Linked DNA regions of Mus musculus: region 2 is linked to region 1. A link is a contact called in ENCODE POLR2A ChIA-PET data. All regions are on one chromosome and are shown on one strand. Each heading gives the region's core, a stretch centred on a gene start or an enhancer-like site at or near the end of the contact. The rest is flanking DNA. Distances are from core to core; before and after follow the strand shown.

The links. ChIA-PET counts read pairs that join two places held with the same protein, here RNA polymerase II (POLR2A).
Region 2: POLR2A ChIA-PET joins it to region 1 with 11 read pairs in embryonic stem cell. The contact joins two enhancer-like sites. POLR2A ChIA-PET finds 5 or more read pairs at or near these places in 2 of 5 experiments (Patski and embryonic stem cell).

Annotation. Positions count from the first base shown.
Region 1 is chr10:68,164,707-68,168,873 of GRCm38, reverse strand. The region is part of intron 4 of Arid5b (AT rich interactive domain 5B (MRF1-like)); the gene reads left to right. All of the region lies in intron 1 of Gm51770 (a long non-coding RNA gene), which reads right to left. Among named protein-coding and RNA genes, the nearest start is that of Gm51770, 16 kb to the right of the region's middle. Within about 2 kb of position 2,898, at least 1 of the 3 ENCODE cell types and tissues checked has a DNase peak (open chromatin) inside an H3K27ac peak, as active enhancers do.
Region 2 is chr10:68,086,981-68,091,603 of GRCm38, reverse strand. No RefSeq gene overlaps it. Among named protein-coding and RNA genes, the nearest start is that of Gm51770, 62 kb to the left of the region's middle. Within about 2 kb of position 1,261, at least 1 of the 3 ENCODE cell types and tissues checked has a DNase peak (open chromatin) inside an H3K27ac peak, as active enhancers do.

The DNA of each region.
Region 1 (4,167 bases), core at 1,649-4,148:
GCATTTCCTGTGTACGCATGCTGGTTAGTATGTGTGCACACGTTTCTAGAAATTCAGAAACTGCCCAGGGCGTGTACGTTTGCAAAAGTAAGGCATGCTGTTCGGTTCTTTCCCTGATCCCACCTCCTTTCAAAAATAGAAACTCAGAAGTTCTGAGTCAGGCTACAGATTATTTGGCTGGTTCAACTGTAGAGTAAGTTATTAATGACACCCAGATGTTGTTTTTAGTGATTGGATGTTTTCGGCTGTGAAATAATATTTTCTTGTGTGTGTGTGTGTGTGTGTGTGTGTGTGTGTGTGTGTGTGTGTAGTGTGTAGTATGTGATGTGGTATGTGTGTGTGCATGTACGCGCATGTGTGTGTGTGTGCTCAGAGTGATGTTTCTTGCTGTGATCCACAGCATGTGGAGAAAAAGCCCAATGGCGGAAGCGTTTGCATGTCCAATGGCATCACTGATAAGTGACTGCTTCATTCTTTATTTTTAGCTCGCACTGCCTTTTTTCCCATATGTCTAAAAATAAGTATTTGCAAGCTTTGCATTCTGCTGCTCATTGTAATACACAAAATATTTGTGCACAGAGCGAAACGCACTGATAGCGCTCAAGATGAGCTATTTCAAGAAAGGAAGGCTTGTTGTGCTAAGAGGAGATAAAATACATTTTTATGAGTGGTAATGTCAGAGAAAGCCATCCATCTTATTTTGAAATAGTTTTAAAGGAGTGGCTAGATAGTTGACCTCTGAAATGATTTAAATAGATTCAATGGGGTGGGAGGAAGGATTCCATGTCTAAAATAGTATGCTCTGCTATATATTGGCTATTGTAAGTCATCATCCAAAGATGGCACTTAGTGCCTGGTCATCTGGGACAGAGGCCCCTCTGTGTAGGATCACCCAAGCTGTCAACTTCCAGAAGACCTATTCTCCAGTCTTTGAGTCTATTCCAGCTCGTTAACACCTCTATCCCAAGGCTGGCAGAGAAAAGTAGAGGAAGAGGAAAAAAAAAAAAAGAATCACGTTAGTTGCTCTTAATAGCCTTTGCAAAGGCCAGCTCATGGCTGAGATAGAAGCCAGTGGTGGGAAGAAAATGTAAGATTTTTCTGCTTTCTGTTGTAGGCTCCCTTTCCTGCCTCGGCACAGCTAATCAATATTTGACTTAAAGACGTTTCAACGAACTTGACGCTGGAAGGCCTTGCTGACATAATCGTGTATTATGTCTTCCCGTTAAACTCCCAGAAATAGGGTGAGCACCGGAGAGTTAAATGGTGTCCTGCCTCCCCATATCTGAGGGAGACTCTCTCCTGGGCTATTGCTCCTAATCAGGGGTTCCACAGCAGGTGACAACTTTTAATTCACCTTCAGAGCTAGCCATCTCTGTGACAACTCTGTGGTATGATCACGCCTTCTGGCCCTGACCTGGTGACATTCGGTATTAATGAGATTGGCAGGTTGGGCTGTGACTGTGTTTACGTCTTTGTGTGTTGCTATACTTACAGTTCACCCAGAACAATCTGGGGCCAAGGTTTGCTCTTATCAGGATAGGTGGCTGGTTGACACCACCTCACAGATTCTATTAGAAGGGACAATAGAGTCATTCTTCAGTGTGGGCAGTCCTTAGCCACCCTTGCTGATATGTATTCTTTAAAGCACCCTGGCTATGCCACCCTCCCATTTCAGCCCCACTTTTGGACCAACCACGCAGCTCAGAGATTTGGGGCTTTGTCTTGGAAGCTCCTCCATCAATCAGAATTCCAAATTGACACTGTTAAGGTCCCCAGAGGTGTTGAGGGTCTGGATTCAGCAATTATGGTGAATAAAAACCTTGCAGCTAGCTAGGGCAAATGCCAGAATTCCAACTACTAACAGTGGAAAAGGGAAGTGGTTTATGTTAGACTATGGTCATACTCTTCTGATTAAACCCACTCAAAAAAAAAAAAGAGAGAGAGAAAGAAAGAAAGACAACACTGTAATATTTTCCAATGACTGTTTATCATGAATTACGTCAGCCTTCATTTAAGTTGCTATTATTTCTCCTTAATGCTTCTCTGGTGCCTACATAATTCACCACACTGGCAGCCTTGGGACTATGAAATAAGCTTTCACAGTGTCCATACAAGGCGTGGGTTTTTTTTTTTTTTGGTTGTTGTTGTTAATTATTATAAAACTCCTTTAACTTTTTACAAAGTGGCATAAAATATTGTTGAGGTATTTATGGCTCAAACGACATGGCTCTATTTTGCTCCTGGCTAGTTCTTAACTAAAGCAATCATTTGTGGTTATTAGAGCTGCCAGAGATATTATGTCAGAACTGGTTTAAGACTATTATGTATCACATGTCAGTACTTGAGGCTGCCTTTCAAAAAAAAAAAAAAAAAACCAAAAAAACAAAAGCGTGATTTTCATTTGCGTTCTTCCAGGGATCAATGATTTATAAGCTAACTGGAGTTCATTCCAAGGTGTACCCATCACCTGGGAGCCTGTCTCAAACCTCCCATCATCCGCTTGGAGTCTCTTTCCTGTGGATCTAAAAAAAATCTCTCCAAAGCAAACGTTGGCAAAGGTTGAGTTCCAAGCGAAGATTTGTTTCTAGGGAGTCATGGAATTAGCTGGAACTGCTTAATGGCCCGTGGCTAGGCTAGTTCTGAGTCCCTGAGTGTGTAGGTTTTTTCTGTGTAGATTTCCTAAGTGTTGAGACCAATGGTTATGACCTTCTGAAGGGGGGGAGGGGGAACAGTCCCCACTCATGGGTGAGCCTGCCTCAGATGCTCAAACAGCCTACCCCAGCTTTGTAAAGACAGTTCTTGGGTGAAGGACAGTATGGAGAAAGGCAAAGAACCAGGTCTGGGGTTCCACAAAGCTGCTCTTCCAAGCAAACTTTCTATTAATATGGTGCTCTGCTGAGCTGCAAATACTGTGTGTTCCCTCCTCGCTTATTTAAAGCAAGAAAGGAAGGGCGTGCCAGAACATTCTACAAAGAACGAAAACACATTAATGACTCATGTGAACAATTACTGATTTTTCTTAACATATAATTTCTTAATTACTGTCAACCAAAATAATTTGCATGATAATATCCTCAAGCCCCTCCCCCCAAGTGGTGTTTCATAGTTTTAGCTTGGGGATCAAAGAGTCTGTTTGATCAATAATCAGGGAAATTTAACTCCTTCCTTCTGACTGGATCCACAGGAAGCTGACAGGAGATATCTTCACAATAATTACCTCCAACACAATGGGGGGAAAAAAAAGAAAAAAAGAGCTCTCCAGTAAAGTAAACAGCTCTGGAAAGGGCTGCAGGCGGTTTCTTTAGCTTGAATTCAAGGAGGAAATTGTGACTTTTGTGAAACTTGCATAAATTTACATGTATCCTGTCAGAGTTTTAAAATTAGACAACATGCCTGAGTGCCCTGGAAATGAGTCTGCCATCCAGATTTAGAGAGCTTTTAGCTTTTTTAATTAAAGGCATTTCACAAGCCAACACCAGAGACACGAAGAAAATTACGTATTACATAAGAACACAGCAACCTTGGAGATTTAGTGAGTGAATATTTTGGATTTAGGAAGGAGATAAAAGGTGTGAAGGGAGCAGTTATGGGGAATTTTTTAAGGTGTTAAAAAAATTTTTTTTTTTTTCAGAGAAGCGAAAAGGCCAAACTGCCACTTGCTGTAGCCCTGGTTCTGGAACTGGTTCAAAGCTCACAGAACTGACTGTGAGTTTGTGGTGGTTGTTAATGAGCACTTGTGGCAGTGAGCTGGGATCATGGATTTGTTATGAATAGATATATTCAGATATATTCACATGCATATATTTGTATATGTATATGAAATTCATATATATATATATATATATATATATATATGGAATTCAGAAGACAGAAGACAAGACTCATTACCACAGCAGATTATGAAAACCCCAAACAGTATGGTTATCATTGTGATAACCATATTTATCCGCTGCTCTGCCTCATATCCCACAACCCCTCTTTCTAAATGCCTTAATAATGCCTGATAATGAAATACTGTTATTGGCCATGTTAAACCATTTAAAGAAACTTAGACTAAATACTGTCAGCTCGTGTTTGCTTTCCTGGCGTGCTCATTTATTGAGAAATTTGGAATGAATGTTAAACATCTGGGCATAGCTTGGTGCACGCAAAGCCATCTTTAAAATG
Region 2 (4,623 bases), core at 12-2,511, 76 kb after region 1:
GACGTTTTGGGTGGTAGACTGGATGGCCACATCCCTGAGGGACTTGGAAGAAAGAGCACAGGGGTTGAAAATGCAGGAACTTGACGTCGGTATCAATAGCGTCCATTGGGTAGAGATGATAAAGATGTTGGGTCTTTCCCCGAAAGCCTGTGGGCTCGCCCCTGGCCCAACTCAACTTGCCAGCAGTCGAAATGAGGCATCCGTGACGCAGACCGACGGATTCCTTTCCTGAGGAGTCTCGGAGATAAGGCAGGAAGGGCAGGAATGGGGTCAGGGGAGGATTCCGGTGACAGTTGAGGCTTGAGGCCATATCACATCATCGGGATAGGCTTTGAGTAGACCGGAGAAATCAATTTGGAGGCAAGCATGCATGCCACTACAACAATGGACGTGTGGGACAGGGGCTTGGGGGGAGCATCCATTTAGATAAAAAGATAATCCAGGACCCCTTTTCTCATTAGAATAGACTCTCCAATGGACTACAAGGCCAGCAAGAGTCGTGACAACATAGCTGTGCTTCCCACCCTCTCCTCCCTGACTGCCATCCCTTTTCTAACGGGAAGGACCCTTAGCCCCATGGTCCTCTGACCATGACTTTGACCCACGTCTATCTCATCCTGTACTGTGGCTTGGTTGCATACAGCAGAAGGATATCTATCCCTCTGCACCACACTGAGCCTCTGTAGATGAGATTCAAGCACAACAGGAAACTTCATGATTTTTTTTTTTTTAAATCAGGTTTGCTTGGTAAATGTTGTCAGAACGGGACAATACCTTTGGTAAAGATTCACTTGGGGCACAAAAGCAATGAAAATACCTAATGATACATTCCAGGAAAACGGCCAAAGAGAACAAATGTTTTACAGCTGATAGCGATCAGGGTCTGAGTGGTTATTTACAGTAAGCCTAAGTGGAGAGGAAGAGCTGGAAATGACCAGTGGTCAGGAGTGGGGTAAGAGAAGAGAGAGCCATAAGGTTGATCTACAAAAATATAAATAAATAAATAAATAAATAAATAAATAAATAGATAGATAGATAGATAGATAGATAGATAGATAGATAGATAGATAGATAGATAGATAAATGAATTGCATTAATTTGTGCTACATGGATTCAGAATTCCTGAATTCAAGGACCTCTGGGCAAGTTACCAGAATTAACATTGTGAAGCATCTGTTGAAATAGCAGACTATTTTTAATCATGTTTTTCCAGGGCCACAGGCATCCAGCCAGCTGCCTCGTGTATAGGTCAGAACCACAGGCATTCAGCCAGCCACCTCGTGGTCACTCAGGTCTCTTCTCAGAATCCCCACTGCATTCATTGTTACTGACTCGCTGTGGGATCCAACTGTCCAGTATAACTTCCCGGGGGTGGGGTGGTAGAAATGTTTATGGAAGTCTTTTCCAATATCATGTCTCACGGCCAGTGTGGTGACTGAGCCCCTAAAATGTGCCCACTGTGACAAGGGAACTGAGTGCTGAATTCTGTCCGTTACATTTGAGGAGCCACATGTAGCGGGATATCAAACGGGACAATGAAGATCTAGAAAAGCCAGATGGCCAATCTGTCTTTGGCTACACTAACTGCAGATATTCCGTGTCTCCCCAACACAGTAAAGCAATGACACTGTGCCTCTCCTTCCCCATCCCCCCCAAAAAAGAAAGAAGAAATTAATTCATGAATGGTGATGCTCTATTTCATTGTGGATTTACACACTGCAGGAGTTAAATTCTCACTTAAGGAGTAAGTCAGTCACTGAACAAGCAACCACTAGGAGGTGCTCACGGGTATGGCCTCTGGCTCCAGCCCGACTTTTTTGGTTAAATCTAATGATGGGAAGAATAAACTCAGTTTTCAGAAAGTCTGTAACGTGCTAGATACAGCCACATTCAAGTCACCCTACTTCATTCTATGGCAGCTTATCATTCACTGTAGAGCCGAGAGAACCGCCAACATGAGATAGATTGCCCGGTAGCAAGGCCCTCGGGGTGGGGCACAGCATCTTGTATAGTTAAGTCTACTGACAACCATGTTTTGGTGTTTTTTTCAAGCCTGGGCCTGTCACTTCACTGATGCAGTGACGACTGGAGTAATTAATGATCTGACCATGCACACTACCCGCACTGCTTAAAACGTTGCTTTGGTTTGGTTTGGTTTTGGATTGGGGGAGGGGCAGAGGTCTCCATTCATCATTAGCCCTCATAGAAATCCACGACATAAGTACGATACTTATTTCCACAAAAATGAAAAGTAAACAAATGGTAAACATGACATGTATCTGTACTTGACAACTGTGAAAAAACAAGGCATTATTGAGATCTTGCTAACCTGTCAGGATGAGACATGCGGCCCTGTCGTGGTGGCTAAGCCTTCATCCGGTCATTTTGTCTAGACTCTTCTCCATCATCCCCCTCTTCAGCCCTAAAATTCCCCAAACTGAATCCTCCCAAAACCTCCAGGTCTCAGCCTTTTAAGGCAATTTGAGAATTAATGAGACAAAAAAGAGGAAAAACAATACAAGGAGAGGTTCTCAATAAATAGTGTTAGCAAAGAAAACAGAGCCAACGGATGGTTTAATTTATTAGAATCAAGCTTAGAGAACTGGGATTTTTAAAACATATTTTTTTTCCTAAGGTGGGGAAAAAAACTAACAAAATGTTCTGAAGCCCATAGAATTAAAGATTTGCTTGGCACGCAAATATTTCCTGTCCAAAAAGCACCAGGTTTGTATAGTTTTAGAACCGTTTCAAAGAACTGAAGACTAGGAATGGGTAAAGCGTTCTTTATGAGTTCTCTGTCATCTTATTGCCAAGATGCAGAAAGCTTAGTAAGATCCCGGCTACAAAGGCAGATGTTTTCACAGGTATATACATTCAGACAGATGCACTCATGTTTACATAAATAGATGAAATTATATACACAAATTATTTATTCAAACTATATTAAAATAATATTAAACCGTGCCCAAGAAAAGCTTATTCCAGACATATCAGGATAGTAGGAACTAAATTTTTTACTAACAAAATAATATACAGAATAAAATCCCATCTGGAATAAAATTAGGTTGAGCCCATATGTCAAGCAATGGACAGATGAACTCTTAGTGGAATTTCTGGCTGAAAAGATTTTAAAGAAAACACTAGGATAAATTCCTAACTCTCCTAGGGGAAAAGGCACCCTAACCACTACTCAGGATTTCCATGCTGAACCGGCTTGCTCTATACAGTCTCCATTTGGAAAAGCAAATTCCAAGTGTTCATTTTATTGGGAAAATAAGTGCATGGGCCTTCACCCAAAGGCTTCATTTCATTTACAAAGCGCCTCTAGGGGATCACCAAGGAAGCAGGCAGAGGTGATAAGAAGTACAGACATAGAGCATTGCAACTGAATGAGTTTGGACAAATATATTCACCTACATAGACCCACCCCTCCAGGTCCCCAGGGGATTGTTTTTAGAACCTCCTCCACCCTAGGATGCTCAAACTGACAGATAATCAGGAGTCTAGTACAAACAGCTCAGTATTTGTAAATCACTACATATGCCCTCCTGCACACTTGAAATAATCACTAAGTGACTTTTTAAAATGTATTCATTTTTAACTCTGTGTATGTGTGTGTGAAGGGTGTTTACATGTGAGTGCCAGTACCCACGGAGGCCAGAGGAGGGCATCCGGTTCCCCTGGAGCTGGAGTCAGTCTTAGAATCTACCTGACCTGGGTGCTGGGAAGTAATCACAAGTGCTGTTCTTAATTGCTGAGCCATCTTGCCAGCCCATCTAGATTACTTATAATATCAAATATAACATAATGCTATGTAAAATTGCCATTTCTCCGTGTTGCTTAGGGAAAAAATACAAAATAATAACAATAACAACAACAATAATAATATAATCTTTTCATGTCTGGTAGAGGCTCATTGATTTTCTTTGCAAATACTTTAATCCCATTTGTTTAAACAGCACATCAATAAAAGTAAAACCAGATCTTTTTGGAATGCTTAGAAATGAAGAAACAAAGTGGGTAATATTTTGAATAATGTGATTACTCATCTGAAAAAAATGCAAAAGTATTTGCAGATACATTACTGTAAGGAACAGGAGGGCTCAGTACACTTGAGTAATTCAAGATTAAAATGTCTGTAATACTTTTAGCTGCCAACCACAGCTAAAGTGATATATTTTTTTTCCATTAAGGACAGCAATAAGACCAAAATGTTTCTATGAATTAAATCTAACAAAATGAGTTTGAAAGTAATTTGGCAAAATGGAGTGCAGATGTGTTTCATGAGTCTGGAATCTGAGAAAGAACACGTTTGGGTCCCCCTGAACCCTCACACTCCCAAGGAGTGTGTACGGATGTCAGTTGTAGTATGGCTTTCCACACAGCGGAACACAGACAGAGAATAACACAAAAACTTCTCAGTGCTCAGTGGAAAACTTAGAAGTGCAGTAACAGGCAATAGGCAAGTGTTTAAAATATCCAAGTAGCACTGTGAGAAACTGTCAAAAAGTTAGAGTGCAGTGAAAACAGATGCACTTCTAGAACACTCGCAGTGCCAGTAATAGTTCATAACACAGGGCTGAGTGAGCTTGCTATGAAAGCAAGAGGACCCAAGTCCAAATC